Linked DNA regions of Mus musculus: region 2 is linked to region 1. Evidence: chromatin loops called from intact Hi-C (ENCODE). Cell type or tissue: left cerebral cortex. All regions are shown on one strand. Links, peaks and the distances in the headings refer to the core of each region. The heading gives the core; the rest is flanking DNA.

Region 1 (2,922 bases), core at 291-2,790:
GCAACGTAAGGTGGACGTGAGTGTCGTTAACAAAGGATCCTTTATCGCATGTCCTTTCACACGCTTACTTTAGCAGAACATCCTTTCATCTGTGTCTGCTTCAGTGAAAAGTTCCTTCAGGAGTCTGCCTTAGCCTTTCTCCTGTGTCCACTTCAGGAAAACACTCCTTCATGTGTTTGCACCAGCAAAACACCACACAACACAACTGACTTTCCAAAGAACCCTTACGTTTCCATTTATTGGGAGTGATTTTTTTTTTTTAAAGGGAAAGAGACTTCTCACTCACATGTCTGTTTTCTATCTTTCTGAAAGAGGGTATTAACCAAAAATAAAATCAGTGTAGGCAGAATGAAGAGTTTTACATTTGCTTGGGAATGGAGTCAAAGTCTGTCCAGCCTTGCAAATGTGTCTTAGGGTTTTACAAAAGGCTGTCTATGCTTATAACTTAAAAACAAAGATATTAGTGAGACCACCACATTTCAGGAAGTGTGTGCAAGTAGATAGGTGACTCAGCCAATCAGAGTTCTCTCTGCTCTGCTCAGCCAATCAGTTCATCTGCCCTGCTCAGGCAATCAGTGTTCTCTCTGCCCTGCTCAACCAACCAGAATGCTCACTGTCCTTGAAGAGTCCTTCTTCCAGTATCCGTGTGAGACATCTCACAACTGCCTGTAACTCCAGCAAGTGTCTGATGTCCCCTTCTGGACTCCCAGGGACCTGCACTTACTCGCACACAACCCCACACTGACATGCATTCACACACATGATTTAATATATATATATATATATATATATATATATATATATTTAAGTAAAGAAAGGATGGGGTACTTTGTAAGGATGGGACAAAGTACCATCTCATTTTCTGTGTAGTTTGGGAGAAATGGCACCTTGTGCAGAGGTGAAGAGAGGCCAGCCACGCTTTGGGGAACCTGTGGTTTGGCCTGTGGGAAGGTCAGTTTGCGTTGGGGAAGAAGAGCATGTGTGTAGCCCAGCTCATCAAACAGATGTTTCTATTAAAAAAAGAGAGATTGCATGCTTTTTTCTCTTGTACATGTGAAGATTAAATATTCGTGTAGCATCTATGTTTGTGTCTATTTGTCTATAACTGTAAATGATTAGACCTGAGAAGGGCCTATTTGGGGCAATGATATAGATTATTGGCAGAAGGGGTAAAATATGATGCATGTAAGATCACACCATAAAAGGAACCCTTTTGCTTTTTACATTTACAATAATATACATACATACATACATACATACATATATATATATATCACATACATATATCTCATATGTATACACATATACATACATGTATATGTGTATATATACACACACAGAACAATGCTACCTGTGTTGATTTTCTTACTGTCCAAGGAAAAGCCCCTAATCAGAGAAGACAAAATAGAATCTTAATATTATTAGGCTTTTAAAGTGGAGTTGTGGATAGCTCTGTTGACTGGATTACTATTCTTCCAAAACCAATTTTCTTTTTTATGACTTGATACTTGATGGACACACAAAGGGCAACACGGTCACCAGCAGCCAATATGGTGCACACATGACTCTGTGTGTGTCGAGATATGAGTGACCCAGAAGATGTCCACTATCCAGGTGGAAATATATTTAGAGAATGTCTGGTTGTTAGAGGATCGGCATCCCAGTCTCTTTTCACCTCTTTACCCCACCCCTTCTAGAATGCTTTAAAGCAGGCCAGGGAGCTGATTCTTAGTCAGGTAACCTCGCAGGTTTCTGCTTTGTACTTGGGAAATCTCTTCCAGGAATGACCACCTGGTGGCGGTGCTGGGCACATCTTCTTCTCTGGAGTCTGTGTTAGGAACGACCTTGCCTTTCTTTCCCATGAAGCGCTCAGCCTGCCAAACTTAGAGGTACCACACATGCAAAAGAACGGGCTTCCAGCCAGCCTGTGGATCGGGCTGCGCAGGGTCCTTCTCCAAGGCTTTGCTCTATTCACGTGGGCATAGAAGATGAACGAGTAGTGTGCGCGGCTCCTAGTTCACTTCCCCTGTGAAATTCGCCTCCCACCTTTCTGACTAATTGGTTTAAAAATACCAGAGAGCTGACTTTCTTGTTATTGTTTTGTTTTGTTTTTATATAAGACTTGGGGTTTTCAGTTTGTATCGAAACGATCACTAAGGTTTCGTTCAGGCAGCAGACAATCGTACAGAACTTCATAAGGACAGCAACACACACATGCTCGTCGCTGCCCTGCTTGTCCCCACTAAACATGAACTATGACCTTGTCTTTTAAAATACTTCTAAGGCACAAAACAGCGTACGTTCTTTATTTGATTTGATTTTTTAAAAAAGTTTTTGTGAATATTAGACGATGCCTGGACCAGTTGGCTTCATGTTCCCAAAATGGCTGTAAAGGAAGGAAAACCTGCTGCAGGTACCTACATTGTACAGGAAGTGCGTACAGATCTGGTGGGGGCTCTGGCACCAAGTCACCAAATCTTACTTAGGTTTATCTGCCAGTAGAAGGCACACAATAAGCACTAGGCCTTGTGTCAAAGACTGAATGACCCGGTCAGGGTTCCTGTCTTTTGGGTGTTAGAATGTGCCAGCAAAAAACTGATCAGGTCAGCTGGGTCCTCCCACCCAGGAACATGTGACTTTCAGATCTTTTTAAAGCCCAGGCTGTAGACTGCACTAGAGGCCAGAGAGACTGCATGGGAAGCACGGAGCACAGCAGAGGTGTTTGTATGCGGTGGGGAGGGGCACTAATCCATAAGCTCCAAACTTGGTATCTTCGATGTATTTGTTAGCTAAATTATGTAAGAACTACTGGCGCACTTGGCCCATATTCTCCCTCTTGTAATTGAAAATTAAACCTTCAGCCCAGGAAAGTAACTGTCATTTGAATGAAGTTCAAACTCCACTTTCAAAGCTCTGAGCCCT
Region 2 (2,922 bases), core at 257-2,756, 100 kb after region 1:
CCAGGTTCCTTCTGGTCATGGTGTTTCATTACGTCAGTAGGAGCCCTAAGTTAAACAAGTGTCTTGGACCCTAGAAAATGCTTGATGTATACAAAGATACAACAAGTATATTGAACTAAATATATATGAAGATAGCTAAAGTATATTGATAAGCAGTATTGAGAAACACAATAAGAGAGAAAAGGAATGCAAAAGTATTTGTTTGTTTTCTATACTTTCCTCCCTACTCTTCCTTCCTGGATTACATACCTAGACAGCTTTTTGCTTTTATTAAAAAAAATTCCTAGGGTGAATCAGCTTAAAAAGAGAAAAAGATGATTTTGGCTCTCAGTATTATGGGTTCTGTCCTATGGGACATCAGTCCTATGGCTTCTGGATGAGGTGGAGAATCATGGTAAAGGCTTATGGCAGAAGGCTGATCACATCATGGAAGAAACAAGAGAAGATGAGCATATACCAGAGGCTCAACATTCCCTTTGAGGGTACCTGGTATGACTACAAATGACTAAAGTGTTCAGCAGGTCCATGCTGAGGTGTCCTCCTTGCCCTGAGGTACCAGCCATAGGACCAGTCCAGTGTAAAATAGAGTTTATTTGGAGGCATGGAAAGGGGAGTTGACAAGGGAGTGGGGGCAGAAACAGTAGAGAGGCAGAAACAGGGGGAGAGGGAGGAGAAGGGGGAGAAGAAGGGGGAGAGGGAGGGAAGGAGGAAGGGAAGGATGGCAGGAGGGGAAAAGAGGCCAAACAGTCCCTTTTATAGCAAGCCAGGCCTACCTGGGTGTTGCTAGGTAACTGTTGGGCAGAGCCTAGAAGGAATGCTAAGATGCTATCAAGGATAGTGCCACATACCAACATTTTCACACAGGGGCTGTTGGAGGACAGAAGAAACTTTCTGGAGTGGGCCATAGGAGTTCAGAGTTCCTTGTTGGTGTTTGGTGATGACAACATTTCACGGGCCACAAGCTGGCCGAAGACTCACTATCCCACCAAAGATGAGTGGCTGAGTTCTAGGATTATAGATGTGTGCCTCTTCTCTAGGCTGTGTTTGGTGCTAAAAATCAAACCCAGTTTTGTGTAGGCATGGCTGACACTCTACCAACTGAGCCATAGCTGCAGCCCTAGGAATTCCATTTGAAGGAGATTCTGTCACAGCAGAGTCTGAAAATATTACCTCATTTCTCCATGTTGCTTCTAAGATGTTACTTGGTATTTCTGCTATTGTTAGTAGAGCTCTAACATCACGACAAATGGTAAAGATTCTGAATACACGTGGAACATTTCATGTTTTCTACATCCTTGCTGAGGTATGTCTTCCCCAAGGTTTGCTGAGAGTGAATGACCCTCAATTTATTTCTTGCCTATACAAGTATGAGGGACTCATAAAAAACTCAGACTGTAGGCTATCGATGATCTAAATAAAACTAAAACAGGAGGCAACTAAGCTGCAGGTGGATTAAATGAAAGCTATCAGAAGTCATCAACTCACCAATGAAAGACTGTGAGCTCACGCTGGAGATGAGCTTAGAGCGGAGTTTCTCAACCCTCGCAGCAGTGGTATTGTGGGAGGATGATTCTCCCTTGCCCGGTGTTCCTGTGTATCCATGGTTTCTGTGTGTCACATGGCAGTTACACTCTCTAACACAACACTTAACTTTTAATACACATTCATATTACTACTTTGGTCATTACAAATTTGCCAATTATTCCACTCTGAGAACTTTGTACTTTTTGATTTTCTTAAATGAACCTCACCTGCTGCTCGAGCTTCGAGAACAGGGAAGAGATGGGAAACACTGTAAAAATCTACCAAGATTTAAAATGCTTACAGGTGGGCCTTACTTCCAGGATGAGGCTTTTCTGTCTGCCTGGATCCAAAAGGAGAAAACACCACAAGGTGGATAGTTCTAAATACATATTTCAGATTTGATTTGCATTGAATGAGGAAGAGGGTTGTGATGGTGTCCATAATTTGATTTCCCTCTTCGGTGAGACTCTCTCTGGGGAAGCTGTCTTGGAGGGAAGCCATACTCAATATTTGGATATTCAAAAATAATGTGGCCATATGTGAGTTCCTGCTCAAGAACCAAGTCACACCACCACCACCAACAAAAAGCCACCCCCAAATATAAGAATGCATTTGTGAAGCTGCTATATTGGGGTACATGAAAGTTGAGGATTGAGCAATGCATGGAAAGAGCAACAAGCAACACGGGGATAGTAACCAATGTGAGGCAGAGATCATGCTCATCTCAGGAGAACCAAGAAGAAACCCTGCTTCCAAAAAGAAGATGAACAAAATAGTGATGGTAGAGAATGGAGCAACCGGAAAGGAGAATTCTCTCAAACCTTGTTAGCTTTCTTATTCTCATAGATAGCGTACATTTAATCAATGGAATATCCAAAGCAAGCTGAACTTTGTTTGAGAGGGATCCTGTAGTAAGTCCCTTTGGGTTCTTTCAAATAGTGAAGATGCAGGAGCTAATCCAGGGCACGATGCTGAGAGATAAAATCAGAGGACTGGAGGACTTGGGTGAGAAATAAAGGAAATGGATAATTAAACATGCCTTTAAACTAAATAGGATTAATAGCCCAAAGCAATTGGATTCTAGATGACTTAAAGTAAAATGTTCATGCCTAAGTAATGGTCTGAAAAACATCTTCCCAGTACAAGTGGAATACTGAGAAATTAAAAATTTTAAGACAAAATGATTTACCTCTCTTGGTATCCCGGGGCGGAGGCGGGGGGCGAATAACAAGCTAATTCACATAAATAAAAACAGAACATACCATTTGCAGAGCCAGAAGGACCTAGTAAAAGGACAGACCTGTGATTTGGGTCACACAACGACCTTCTGAACAAAAGGAAACCTTGATGAACACATGTACCTCAAACTCAGAATGAAGTGAATTATTAAAATCGTGG

The links. A loop is a pair of places that touch in the nucleus more often than their neighbours do. Peaks named below come from ENCODE experiments on the same cell type or tissue, not always from the same donor. Only the 100,000 strongest peaks of a DNase experiment are listed, where the experiment ranks them.
Region 2: a loop joins it to region 1, with 2.2 times the contacts of the local background. A loop is called at or near these places in 7 of 42 quality-filtered maps.

Annotation. Positions count from the first base shown.
Region 1 is chr1:40,886,010-40,888,931 of GRCm38, forward strand. No RefSeq gene overlaps it. Among named protein-coding and RNA genes, the nearest start is that of Tmem182, 82 kb to the left of the region's middle. In left cerebral cortex, for the core only: a CTCF peak has its summit at 1,794 (motif pointing right); a DNase peak (open chromatin) is centred at 1,856.
Region 2 is chr1:40,990,145-40,993,066 of GRCm38, forward strand. No RefSeq gene overlaps it. Among named protein-coding and RNA genes, the nearest start is that of Tmem182, 190 kb to the left of the region's middle. In left cerebral cortex, for the core only: no CTCF peak of the experiment used is centred there; a DNase peak (open chromatin) is centred at 1,578.